Regions from separate parts of the Homo sapiens genome. Here region 1 is linked to region 2. Evidence: chromatin contacts called from ENCODE Hi-C or POLR2A ChIA-PET data. All regions are on one chromosome and are shown on one strand. The core of a region is the stretch at or near the end of the contact, and the rest is flanking DNA. Distances in the headings are between cores, read along the strand shown.

Region 1 (6,842 bases), core at 1,160-3,659, 340 kb before region 2:
TTATGTGTTTTTAAGGATATCCAAGAGATCCAAAAGCCATTTTCATTTCCACAGCCCTGTGCATTTGTGTAGGAAAAAAGAACAAGGAATCAGCCCCCTGTTGCTCCACTACAACAATTTAACCATCCGCGAGTATGTCAGTTTTCAAGTTGAGCATGTGGACATCATTACTGCGTTGACTGCCTTAGCCTGCCCAGTCTACAACCAGACCCAGGACTCAGATAAAAAGCCACTTAACTTTTCCTTCGCGGAGAAAGGGGCAGACAGTGGGAAATAAACGAGCATTGTTCAGTGTCCTTTACTATACAGCTTTTGATTCTTAGCAAAATGCCAGTTCTTAGCTATTTCTTTAATGTTAGCAGAGCCTCTGCCTATAAAAAGTGAAGCATTACCTTGCAGTCTGTCTTTTTTTTTTTTTTTTTTTTTTGCACAGGTTCCAGTGGAGAATGTTCTTTCGCACACAATGACATTGCAAGGATGACAAGAATAACCACATGTCAAGCTTGCAGCAAGCACTAGGACCACAACACCTTCTCACCATTACGTCATGGCTACTTCCTTACCAAAGTACTCCCCCCAATTCCTAAGACTTCCAACAGGCTCCGGGAGTACCAAGTTAAGATCTGACTTGGAATTCGACATAAAACTGCACGTGGGCAGGCTTCACATCTCACCTCAAAGAAAGCACACCTTCCCAGGAAGATAAGGTGGAAACAGAGACTGATGGAGAGAACCAGATTCTTAGGAAAACAGACTCTCTCAACCCTCAAGAGAAGCTCTTGAAATGACAACAGAACCAGAAAATCATTTTGAGCCACTGAGCAATTGGTACCTTGCACTTCAAGTGACATATTTAGACAAGTGGACCTCATGGACTGGAGATTTGTTTCTGTCCTGTTCTGGATTTCAGCAGTTTAATTTGCAATTCAAATGATATTAATAACCAGTGATACTGTTTCTTAAAGGGCAATTAGGCAAAAAGAAAAAAAAAATCCCCCAAAGCCTGCTTACCCTTTTACTTTCTAAGTCACAGAAACCAAACAGTACATTTTAGGGAATGCCCCATCCGCCTTTATGTCTTGCAGGGGGTTTCAGAGCTTAATCTCTGTCAATGTGAACACAAACCAACTGTCTTTTTCTTCCTCTTCTCTAAACCGCAGAGTCCCTTCAAACGGGCTCCCTGCAGCCCACCACCCTAAGCCTTCATTTCTCTACCGCTCAACCTTTGAGGTCTACAGTATCCCCCTGGAAAGTGCTCTCGGTGTTTATATTTGCGGAAATTTAAACTCCCTGCTGAGCTGAGCATCTACTGTTGCATCTATAGATTCCAATGCCTGAGAGACCTCAAATGAGAAGAAAATAAAGTCCAGATGCAACTGAGCCAAGGGATTTGGCATCCGCGGAGAAAAGTGCACAGCAGTGCAATCCTCTATCCCAACCACGGCGGCAGAGCCCGGAGCTCTCTCTGGGAAGGAGCCTAAGGAAGTGGGGGGAACTGTGCCATTCACCCCTGCGGGGGGTGGGGAAAAGGCCCCGGCATGAAAAGTTTGCACGGAGCTAGGGGGCTGGTGCCACGGAAAGGGCACTTTCTGATGCCGGAAGGGACCCGCCGGCTGCGCCTCGCTCAGGCTGGCCGGGGCCGGTGTGACCGTGTGACCCCGTGCACACTGCGCTCGGGTTTTCGTGAATGACAGCAGCCTGCAACTCCCAGCCGGAGAGCAGCGGTGGCCACCGCCGGGCGGAAAGGGTTACAAGCCAGAATGCAAAGCGATTTCGCCCCGGGTGTGGGGGACCCCGGGTCCCCGGCCACCTCCGAGGCCGGGCGTGCTCTGCTCGCCTTCCTCCGCCCTGGGCGCCGGGGCGATCCTACCTTGCGCTCCAAGCTGGGGGTTCTCCATGTTCGTCGCCGCCGAGTCCCCCGCCGCCGAGGCGCTGGCCGCGGCTCCCGGGCCCGGGCCGGGGCCGCCGCCGCCGCTCAGTTCCGCCAGTCTCCGGTTGGTGGCCGTGAGTTCGGCTCGCAGGTTGGTCACCTCCTGGCTGGCCGACTGGACCGCCCCATCGATGCGGAGCGCGAGCTGCTTATTGTCTTCCATCATGCTCAGGATTTTGGCCTGGGGGCGAGAGAGGTGACAAAGAGCTGCATGATGCGCGGGGGGCGCGCGGCCGGGCACCCCCGGCTCTACCTGTTGTGTCCTCCGCGGCCCGGCTTCGCCCGCGCCCCGACCCCCAGGCACCGGCAGCGCCGGTTCCTCCGGCACAGGAATGACAGCGGCGCCTCCAGCCCTAGCCGCGGCGGTGGCGAGGCGGCGGGGGGAGGAGGCGGAGGAGAAAAAAGAGGAGGAGAAGGAGGAGGAGGAGCAGCGATCGCCGAGACCCCGGCGGGCGGGCGCCGAGAGCTGCTCCAAGAAGGACACCGCGCGCCACCAGGCACTCTTTAAATGGAGCCTACCATTCGCCGCCGGCTCGGGAGGGGGTCTCGGTCGGAGGCTGGGGGCACCCTTGGCCTCCCGCGCCCCCGTACTTCGGAGACACACCCCCCGGGGGGGCGGAGGCGGCGGACGGCAGTCGGGAGGGGGCCAAGGTGGCGCCCCTGGCGAGGGGCAGGGGTCGCCTGGACCGAGGCCGGCCCTCTGTCCCCTCCCTTGAGCGGTGGGGCAGCCCCCGCCCTGGAGAACTGGTGCCCCGAGCCGTGCTAAGGTTGGGGAGGTGCTGGGTGCTCGGAAGAGAGGGTGCTTGGAAAGGGGGCCTCAGAGGGGAGCCGGGGTGGATCTCCATGGAAGGGAGACGCTTGCGCCAGCTCAGGAGTGGAGTTCGTGCTCCACCGGTTCCTTAAACTGCGAGTACGAAATCCCCAGAGGGGAGCTGAGCTGGTGCCCCGCGTGCCTCTCACTCTCCACCCCCCACCCGCAGGCCAGACCTGCGCTGCCCACCCCAGGAGGGAGCGCCTATCTTCCTCGGCGTGGGCCGCTGGTGCTCCCGCCTCTCCACAGCCCTAGCCCTGTGTGTGCATCCAGGTGGAGGAGCAGCCTTAGCCAGCTCCTAAGCTTCTTAGCCGGGCTGAATATTGGCGGGGACAGAGATGAGGTTGAGAGATAAGAAGGAAGGCGTCGATGGGGCTTCTTCCCTTTCTTCTACTGGGAGCAGAAGAGTTGAGCCCTGCTGCCTCAGTTTACCCATCCCCTCTTCACAGAAGAACTGAGGTAACCTGACGTTGATATGCCCTCTCCAGCTCCTCTTTCTCTCCCAGACCACAGGCTTTGCATTTTTCACTGGGGCCCTGGATTCCAGCCACCAGACCTTGTTACCATAGCAAACTTCATTCCATGCAAATAGGACAATTTAAAACAGCCAGCAACCCTCTGGTCAACAGGGCGCCATCATTCCAGCTCAGTCAACCTCCGGAGAGCAGCAAAGAGCAGATTGCAGAAGCCAGTGGGGTGCTGCGAGGAAAAATGAGGCTGCCCACCCTTCAGGTTCTTACAGGAAGCCCATAAGAACCAAGCAAAAACTGCGTGTAGAGTGCTTTTATATGCATTCTTATCTCTTGTGAGTGAGGATTATTATTCCCATTTTAGGGATAAGGAAACTGAGGCTCTGCATAGGGTTAAGCAATTTACTTAAGGGGCCCGCAGAAACCAGGTGACAGCGGGACTGGAAGAAAGTAATCATCTGATTGCAAGTTCCTCCTGCTGCGCCTTCAGGAGGCCTTGGATGATAGATTTCTCCCCCCTTTTCTGTGGAACCATAAAAACAGTCTTGCTCCATTCCCCTGTGACCACTAACAAGCTTTTGCAAGAGGGCAGGATTTGATGGTGGAGCATGTGGCAGGAAGACACAATTCTTCACTCTGTCCGCTCTGCTCAGCTAATGGGTCAGTTCGGGGATCGAACCCTGACCTTAACCTCATTAACACAAGTTCTTACCAACTGGACCAACCAAGGCACTTAGAACTGCTTAGTGTATCTGCAAACCAGGATTCAGTTCTTTGCAGTCTTTCAGTTACGTTATGGGGAGAGCATCAAAACTACAGAGCTGTGTGGGTCTTGAAAAGGGGGATGCCGTGGTGCAGCCATTGTGGAAAACATATTAGCAGTTCCTTGAACAGTTAAACATAGGATTACCATACGACCCAGCAAATCCACTCCTAGGTATATGTCCAAAACAAATATCCAAACAAAAATTTGTACATGAATGTTCATAGCAGCACTGTTCATTAGTAGCCAGAAGGCAGAAATAACCCAAATGTCCATCAACAGATGATTGGATGAACAAATTGCAGTATGCAATGGAATATTACTCAGCCGTGAAGAGTACTGATACATGCTACTACTACGTGGATGAAGCTCCAAAACATTATGTTAGTTGAAAGAAGCCCGACATAGAAGGTCACATATTATACGATTCAATTTATATGAAATATCCAGAATAAATAAATCCATGAAACAGGAAGCAGATTGGTGTTTGTCAGGGGCTGTGGGGAGGGAAGAATGAGAAGTAACTGCTTAATAGGTGCCGGGTGTTACTTTGTGCTGACTGATGAAAATGTTTTAGAACTAGACAGAGGTGGTGGTGGCACAACACGGTGAATGTACTAAGTGCCATTGAATTGTTCACTTTAAAGGGCTTAATTTCATGTTATGTAAATTTTACCTCAATCAAAAAGTCATATATGCAAATACACAAATAGAGAGGATGGGAATGTTTTGGAACTAGGGCTTCTGAGCAAACAGTTAAGAGTAGCTCTATTTAGAGGGCCGTGTGTGTGTGTGTGTGTGTGTGTGTGTGCGCACACGTGTGCGTGCACTCACACCTCTGGTATAGCACTCAGCAGAAGAAACAGTAATTTATCTGTTTATATGTCTCTCTCCCACTTCACTGGGAACTTGTGGGTGGGGGAAGGAGGGTTATCCGGCTTTTTATGTCATTCATCTTTGCGTCCTTGCCGCCCTAGCCCGTAGTAAGTGTTCTGTAAATGAATGCGTGTGAGTGTGTTTGTGTAGTAAACAAAGTGACCCAGTGTTACTCATTTTGCTCTTCAGTGAGATTATTCCCACACACCGGAATCTTCAAATCAAATCAAAACAAAAAAATCTAATAAGGAGAAAAGAAAAGACTCATTCCTTGAGCCCCTTCTCATCCCTCTATTTTTGAGGTTTCAAGAAGCTGCTTTAGAAACTCCTGGGGTGCCTCCTAGGATTTTAAGAATTTTATTTTTTGAGAGTTTTTTTTCCTAACATGAAAAAAAGGGGCTTTTTCCAGTTGTGTGTCCTTATGTTCACCCACACACCAAAGGACTAGATCTTAGATAGAAAGTCTGCAATCAATTAGCCTCTGCGGGTATACTTGATTTAAACCAAAAAGGTCTACCTTTCTTTTTTCTTTCTTTTTCTTTTTCTTTTTTTTTTTTTTTTTTGAGACGCAGTCTTGCTCTGTCGCCCAGGCTGGAGTGCAGTGGCGCCATCTCAGCTCACTGCAACCTCCGCCTCCTGGGTTCAAGGGATTGTCTGCCTCAGCCTCCTGAGTAGTTGCGATTACAGGTGCAGGCCTCCACACCCCTCTAATTTTTTTTTGTATTTTTAGTAGAGACAGGGTTTCACCAGGTTGGCCAGGTTGGTCTCGAACTCCTGACCTCAAGCAATCCACCTGCCTCGGCCTCCCAAAGTGCTGGGATTGCAGGCGTGAGCCACAGCGCTCGGCCGGGTCTACGTTTCTTATCCCCAGGCTTTACCACCGCTCCTCCGGAGGTGACCTCAAGGAACAAAACGGTTGCTATGTTTAACTTTTCAAGGAACAGCTAATATGTTTTCCACAATGGCTGCACCACGGCATCCCCCTTTTCAAGACCCACACAGCTCTGTAGTTTTGATGCTGCCCCCCCATAAGGTAACTGAAAGACTACAAAGAACTGAATCCTGGTTTGCAGATATACTAAGCAGTTCTTTTTTTTTTTGAGATGGAGTCTTGGTCTGTCTCCCAGGCTGGAGCATAGTGGTGTGATCTTGGCTCACTGCAACCTCTGCCTCCCGGGTTCAAGCAATTCTCTGCCTCAGCCTCCCGAGTAGCTGGGGTTACAGGTGCCCACCACCACCCCTGGCTAATTTTTGTATTTTTAGTAGAGACGGGGTTTCACCATCTTGGCCAGACTGCTCTTGAACTCATGACCTTGTGATCCACCTGCCTTGGCCTCCCAAAGTTACACCAAGCAGTTCTAAGTGCCTTGGTTGGTCCAGTTGGTCAGCGGAATCTGTGTCCCCTCCCACTGGCCTAACCCCCTCCTGCAAGCCCATTTGCCTGTCTATGGGGGCTGATAGGCGTTTACCGCCGGTGTCCTGGGACACACCTGCAAACTGTTGGGAGAAGGATTCCAGAGAAGTCTGTCATCCACAGCTGTCTCTCCATGGGATTCACAGCTATGAGAATTTGGCAGTACTGTGGGTTCTGTTTCAGGGTTCCCCCTTTTGCGTGTTCCCCAAATAGTCCCAATCTCACACCCCAGTAGGCTGATGTTAAGAACCAAGACAGAAAATGGGTCCACTTCATAGGGACTTGCTATCATTTTTCCACTGTCACTGCTGCTATCACTCTCAACCAGCCCAACCCCATCCAAGGTCCAGGCCTCGGCTCATATGTGGTCACCAGCCTCTACGTACATTGTCTGATCTTTCTGAGCAGAATAAGCCAACTGTGCCGTGTGTGTTTGTTGCCCATCAAAGCTTGCCTGGGTATTTTGAAAAGTCTGCAAAACCAGCTTCCCTGTAGCTCAGAGAAAGGAAATTCCTATCAAGAATCAAGGCTAAGGGCCTAACCCATTGCTGACAGCACAGCCGTATGCACCTCCCTTT
Region 2 (7,032 bases), core at 2,049-4,548:
TAGTCAGCAAAGTAAGTAGAGGTGAAGTGGCTAACATGACCAGCAACATGTAGAAAGTTATAAACTTTTAAAAGCGGCAATTGCCAAAGCTATTGGCAATTACAGCTTTGGCAATTACGGCTTTTAAAAGTTTCCACATAGGTTATCTACAGAATGTGCTTTTACCAATTTTAGTCATCTAAGAGCCACAAGGAGGGGTTTCTGCCATAGCTATGTACCACTTATATGGTCTGCTTAATATTCTTTTTAAATTTTTATTTTTAATAGATACAGAGTCTTGTTATATTGCTAGGGCTCGTCTCAAACTCCTGGGCTCAAGCAATCCTCCTGTCTCAGCTTCCCAAAGTGCTGGGATTACAGGGGTGAGTCATCATACCCAGACTTCTTAATATTCAAAAACAACTCACTTTTATTTTTCATATACAAATTTAATTCTAAAAATTTGCATCATTGGTTTGATATGCTAGTTATATTTCTCCAACATAGATTAAATACATACATGACTATTAAAATCTCAGGGTTCTTCTATGTGTCCCCTAAAAGCATGATGTATGCCAGTGGTCATCTGTCCACCACCATTTGGGGACCACGGCATTTAGGTAAAGTGGGTCTCGGATGACCTCCTTCAGCTTAACAGCAGGAGTTGAGATGGAGCCCTTGCAATTTCCCCACTGAATTCCAGAAGCAAGGAGAAAGACTGAAGTGACAAGTACCGCAAGACAGACTTCAGGAACAATTCGTTTAAGCTGCAGCTCGAGTGTCACAGGAAACTCTTAAGCCAAGAGAGTGACCTTTCCAAGATGAATACCAATCGGACTGGGAGGGTGATTGGAAGGGAAACACTCTGCCTCACAGTTCCTCAGCACCTTCCACCCCCAAATGTCAGCATGATTTTACAAACGATTTTTCCGCCTCCTCACATCCTTCTGGAAGGGTTAAGTGCCTCGTCGGTGGAGAATGAGCACAAAGGCAGGTAAAGCAGCAACTTGGTAAAAGGCCACGCAGAAAATCAATAGCTAGGCAAACACACTCATGATCAGAAATCTGATCTGGCCCCCGGGGACCATTCAGCTCCATCCTGAGGACCCAGCGTATCTTAACCCGAGTCCTGGAAACTTTAGATTACAACAATAATAATCATAAATTGATGGCGATGATCAGAGCTGAAATTTCCTGATTTATTCCTCTGTGCCAGGACTTTGAGATACATGATTTCATTTATCCTTAATGCATCTTCATGAAATACCTACTTGTCTATCTCTGTTTTACAGCTGCAGTAACTGAGTCTCAGACCAGCAAGATTCCTTGTCTAAGATCTCACAATAGTAAGGGGCTGAGCCAGGATTTGAACCCAAGAAGTCCAATTCCCCACCCTACTTTTTTAAACAGCTTTAGAACTGATCCTTTGAATAGTTCCACAACTTCTTGCAAATAGTTGCCGTCTTAACTTCTGTCTTCCTAAGACATGTATTAAAATCAGAGCCCATACTATACATAACAGCATGCTGTGTGTGTTCACATGTAAAGAGTATGTATTACTACAGGTATCATTGTCGTGTTAGCAAGGGAGGCAGATGTGGCTCCATGAGTGGGAGCATGCACCCTGGAGGCCGTCTGCCTCATTTCAATTCCAACTCCTCACTTTACCAGCTGTGAAACCTGTGACGGCGACTTAACCGCTTTGAGCCTCATCTGGAAAATGGGGCAGTAACAGTACCCATCTGACAAGTGTGTGGTGAGGGTTAAATTAGCGACTATATACATAGTGCAGAAACAGTGCCTGGCAAATAGGAACTGCTACAGAATTTGATGTGGGAATGTGCACAGCTGAGCAGCCTGGTGCCTGCCAGCCGGGCCCGTGTCCTTTACTCACGACTTTGTGGCATTGCTCACAAAGAATGGAGCTATTTCCAGGCTCAGGCTGTCTTTCAGGTGGATCGTAGTTAATGATGTCTCCATCCAGCTGTAACCTTGGACCTAACTCTACATCCCCCTATCTGACTTCTCTCCTATTGTCCCCATGGGCTCACCCTGCTCCAGCCATGCGGGTCATCGAAATGCTCTGTCCCAGGGCCTTTGCACCTGCTGTTCTCTCCATCTGCAGTGCTCTCTGGGTGGTTACTTCACCCTTTCAAACCTCTGCTCAAATGTCCAGACCATCCTCCCTCCCTTGTAAGTCTTCCTGTTCTCCAAGCACTTACCCCATCGGACATTCCGCAGGTTTTACTTGTTTCTTTTGTTTATCGTGTGCCTCCTACACTAGAATATCAGTTCCACGAGGGCAGGGATATCTGTCTGTTTTGCTCACTGCTGTCTCCTTGGTATCTAGAAAAGTGCCTGGCATATCACAGGACCTCAGTAAACATTTGTTGAGTGAATAAATAAATAGGGGAAACAATGAAAGGGGAAGAGGTCGTGAAATTTTTGTCAAGACACAAGGAAGACCGACTTCAGGAGTGTAGAAATTGAAAACGGTGATAACAGCCAACTCAGAAAATAAATGGGAATAAAAGAGTCCACAACCCCGTTCCATTTTCAAAAGAAAAATCCGCTTGCGTTGTGCTTTAATAAAACCTTGCACTTTGGTAACAGCCCATTTATATGTTCAAGGGGAGAGTGATCAATATCTCTGCAGCTCTGGTATTTCCTGGACCCAGTCAAAAGGCACAAGGTCACCCAAAGTCACTGTCACAAAGTAAAGTGGGATGAAGTCATTGAGAAAACCTTCTAGTTTTTCCAAAGCCTTCTGAAGGCCCTGCAGCTGCTGTGTGTCTAGCCCTGCATCAAAGATTCCTACCTCTGCCATTTCCTAACCAGACAGGAGGATGCATCAAAGGAAGCAGTTTGTCTCATGTCCGGGGTTACTAGCATCTCCTCTGGAAATGGTGATGAACCTCAGGCTAACACAACGAATGTGCCTCTTTCAGATGATTCCTGAACCACAGCCAGGCCAATGTGATGGACGGAGGTCTTGCCAGGCCACTTGGGGGGTGAGGCTGGGATGTTCCTAAGACTGAAAGGCAAAGGCGTGCCTCAGAGGGTTGGACTGTTAAAAAGGAGGTCTTGGTGCTGATGTTTGGAGCGCCTGGGTACATCACGTGCTTGTCTCTGTGCCATGGCCGCCGTCCCAGCTCGGCACAGCAGGAGCTTGTGCAAGCCTCCGTCAGCTCCATTGGGGAAGGGAAAGGAGCACAATATACTTCCTACAGAAAGCCCTGGCCCTCAGCCCTCAGAGGCTCGCAGCTGTGCACATCTGGAACAAACTGTCCCAGTGGAGTTGCACACGTGCTCCCAGCATACTCTCTGAATCCGACACCAAGTGCGGAGCCAGGAGGGCCCGGCATGCATGCTGCCTAGCCACGTGAGCCACCTTTCACTCATCTCCAAGCAGAAACCATCGGCCTTTGTGACTTCAACTCCGAGTTGAAAGTGTGCCTTTGTTCATCTGTCCCGCAGCTCGTTGGACATGTCAATAACCTGACAGACCTTTGAGTCTCTCTACCTGACGCCCAGCCCCGTGATTACCTCTCCTCTTTCCATCCCTCCAAATTTGGAGCTACTCTGCATTTTGCTTTTGTTTGGACTTTGCAAAATTGAGATGCCAATGCAATAAACGTGTGTTGACCATTTACCATGGAGACAGCAAGGTGAGCTTCTCTTACTTCTATTAAATCATTTAATCTCTACATATTCCTGCGAGGTTGTAGTCACCTGCATTCCAGGTGAGATTCTAAGAACAAAAGCAACTTGCACAGAGGCTTGACAGACAGGTAGCAGGCAGAGCTGGGACTTAAACACAGCCTGGTCTGATGACAAACTCACCACTGACATGAAGTCAAACATTTGAGAAATGAATTTAATATTCTGAAGCAAAGCAGCTTAACTCGCCAATGCATTTGGTTCTCCCTGGTATAGATTCTAGATTAAACGAATAGCAAAAGAAGCTTTTCTTCCAGAATTATAGTTGAACTCTGTGTTTTTTTAGGCGCAGTGGCTCACGCCTGTAATCCCAGCACTTTGGGAGGCCGAGGCAGGTGGATCACGAGGTCAGGAGATCGAGACCATCCTGGCTAACACGGTGAAACCCCGTGGTCTACTAAAAATACAAAAAAAAAAAAAAAAATACAAAATTTAGCCAGGCGTGGTGGCGGGCACTTGTAGTCCCAGCTACTCGGGAGGCTGAGGCAGGAGAATGGTGTGAACCCGGGAGGCAGAGCTTGCAGTGAGCCAAGATTGCACCACTGCACTCCAGCCTGGGTCAAAGAGAAAGACTCTGTCTCAAAAAAAAAAAAAAAGAAAGAAAGAAAGAAAGAAAGAATCTTGAAATGTTTCCCAAAATACAGTTTTGGGACAGTTTTGGGACAGTTTTGGGACGGTGGAGGGTTCATTGTGATCTACCGTGATGAAGGGTCTCAGGCTCTCCTCTCTCTCTTCATCCGTTCAGTCTCTTGCACTTCATATAAATGCCTGAGCTTCTATCAAATTGTCTAATTTTTCCCCCATTCTTACCCTTCCCCCTTCTTTTCTTTTTTTTTTTTCTCTTTTTTTTTTTTTAATGTTTTTTTTTTTTATTATACTCTAAGTTTTAGGGTACATGTGCACATTGTGCAGGTTAGTTACATATGTATACATGTGCCATGCTGGTGCGCTGCACCCACTAACGTGTCATCTAGCATTAGGTATATCTCCCAATGCTATCCCTCCCCCCTCCCCCGACCCCACCACAGTCCCCAGAGTGTGATATTCCCCTTCCTGTGTCCATGGGATCTCATTGTTCAATTCCCACCTATGAGTGAGAATATGGTGCTGGGAAAACTGGCTAGCCATATGTAGAAAGCTGAAACTGGATCCCTTCCTTACATCTTATACAAAAATCAATTCAAGATGGATTAAAGATTTAAACGTTAGACCTAAAACCATAAAAACCCTAGAAGAAAACCTAGGCATTACCATTCAGGACATAGGCATGGGCAAGGACTTCATGTCCAGAACACCAAAAGCAATGGCAACAAAAGACAAAATTGACAAATGGGATCTAATTAAACTAAAGAGCTTCTGCACAGCAAAAGAAACTACCATTAGAGTGAACAGGCAACCTACAACATGGGAGAAAATTTTCGCAACCTACTCATCTGACAAAGGGCTAATATCCAGAATCTACAATGAACTCAAACAAATTTACAAGAAAAAAACAAACAACCCCATCAAAAAGTGGGCGAAGGACATGAACAGACACTTCTCAAAAGAAGACATTTATGCAGCCAAAAAACACATGAAGAAATGCTCATCATCACTGGCCATCAGAGAAATGCAAATCAAAACCACTATGAGATATCATCCCTTCCCCCTTCTTTTCAATGATGCCTTTAAAAATAAGGACATACACTACATCCAGGGCTGAACAGGCAAAAATAAGGATAAATTATAGCAGAAGGGACCTAAGAGATAAGGATGAACTTTCTGATTAAAAGGGTAATTAAACATTGTTACAGCCTCTGAGCAGAGGATCAGTCAGTCAAACATGCTTATTTTGTCATATTGTGGGAATCAAGCAAGGACTGAGTGTGCCATTTGGGGCAGGAGTGGGAGAGGAACACTTCCTAAAGAAATAGAACGCATCATCGATGCCTTTACAGATCTTGCAACTGAATGAGAAATTCACAATAGGCATGAGTAGAAAAGACCCCTAAAGCCCTTCATGGGGAGAGTAAATTTAGGTTTACTATCCTGTGCCATATTGATTAAATATGTTATCCCATTTAATCCTGCTGACAATTCTTTAGGGTGAAATGCTGTTATTTTTGCCCCTTACATATGACAGAACTGAGGCTCGGGAAACCTAAATCAGTTGCCACAATCACACAGCCAAGAAGGGATGGGCTCCGAGAAGACCCAACTGGAAAGCCAATGCAATTTCCTCTGCCATTTTTTTCTAGAATGTTCTAAATAAAGACCTCAGGGGACAGGTGAATAACAGGGTACTCTCTTGCCTCCCTCCCTCCTTTCCTCTCTCTGTCTCCTTCCCTCTCTTCCTTCCCTTTCTCCTTCCTACTCCTTTCCCCTCTGCCTCACTTTCTCCCTTCCTTCTTTCCTTCCTTTCCCTCTCTCCTTCTCTCCTTTGAATTTCAGTAAGACCATTACTTCATAATGTAGAAGTTGCGGGGGTGGGTAATATGGGGTGTCTAATTTCTGCTAACAGTGTGCATATTAAATATTGTGTGGCCAGAGACACTTGGCTCATCTTTGAGGACAGAAGAAAGCACCAGGGTGAGTTGCAATACCATTTGCAAGAATCTCAGCAACTCCAACGCACCGGGAAATACAGGTTTGGAGAGCTCATCTTTCCTGAGTTAACAGCATAGAAGGATTAGGAAAAGAACTTAGTAATAGGTTTTGATATTAGCAAAAAAGCAGCTCTGGGAACTAAATCTAAAGAGTAACAATCATTTTATTTAGGACTTGTTGAAAGCAGACACTTAGGAGGGAGAGAAGCTGCGACAGAGAGTCTCCAATTTACAAAAGAAAAGGGAAATCAAACTTCCTTTCTGGGTTTAGCTCAGTTCTAACCATTTTCTTGCCTAGAGTGGGTTACCAGGGATGACTCACCAGGCAGCATAACACAGCAGTGCACACTTTGGAGGCAGCCAGTCCTTGGTTCAAATTGTTACTTTGCTCACCACTTACCCAAACACATTATTTAATCTCACAGTGATTTAAAATACTCATCTATAAAATGGACATAATGATACTACCTCAGTCACTGGGTTCTTTAGAAGATAAAACGATGTCACACTTGTAAAGGGGTTAGCCCAGTGTCAGACAGGTTGTAAGTACTGCACCCATGACCATTGTGGAAGTCACACCGTGCAACTTTTATTTTGGCTGATGTCAGTTGTATAAAACTATGACATAGACCAGTAGATGGATGGAACATTCTGATTGGTGCAAGTCATTCTTCCCATAATTCCATTCAATATGCATAAACCCAGTACTGGACGACAGAACTGAAGATGCCATTCCTTTATGAAACTC

What was found. Hi-C counts contacts between places; a loop is a spot of excess contacts on that map. ChIA-PET counts read pairs that join two places held with the same protein, here RNA polymerase II (POLR2A). Pooled maps may share reads with other maps.
Region 1: a loop to region 2 is called in a map of dorsolateral prefrontal cortex, with 2.3 times the contacts of the local background. The contact joins the promoter of KAZN here to the enhancer-like site in region 2. A Hi-C loop is called at or near these places in 1 of 168 maps with a recorded cell type or tissue (dorsolateral prefrontal cortex) and 1 of 50 pooled maps. POLR2A ChIA-PET finds 5 or more read pairs at or near these places in 1 of 52 experiments (A673).

Annotation. Positions count from the first base shown.
Region 1 is chr1:14,594,252-14,601,093 of GRCh38, reverse strand. KAZN (kazrin, periplakin interacting protein) reads right to left here and starts at 2,409. Exons shown (of 15, transcript NM_201628.3): 1 at 1,871-2,409. The coding sequence starts at 2,096. RefSeq lists a silencer at 1,583-1,742.
Region 2 is chr1:14,255,482-14,262,513 of GRCh38, reverse strand. LOC107985467 (a long non-coding RNA gene) reads right to left here. Exons shown (of 3, transcript XR_001737611.2): 3 at 6,852-7,032. It also overlaps a transcript of KAZN not described here. Among named protein-coding and RNA genes, the nearest start is that of KAZN-AS1, 160 kb to the left of the region's middle. RefSeq lists an enhancer at 2,703-3,202. Within about 2 kb of position 3,298, at least 5 of the 41 ENCODE cell types and tissues checked have a DNase peak (open chromatin) inside an H3K27ac peak, as active enhancers do; they include dorsolateral prefrontal cortex, where a contact is called at or near this core.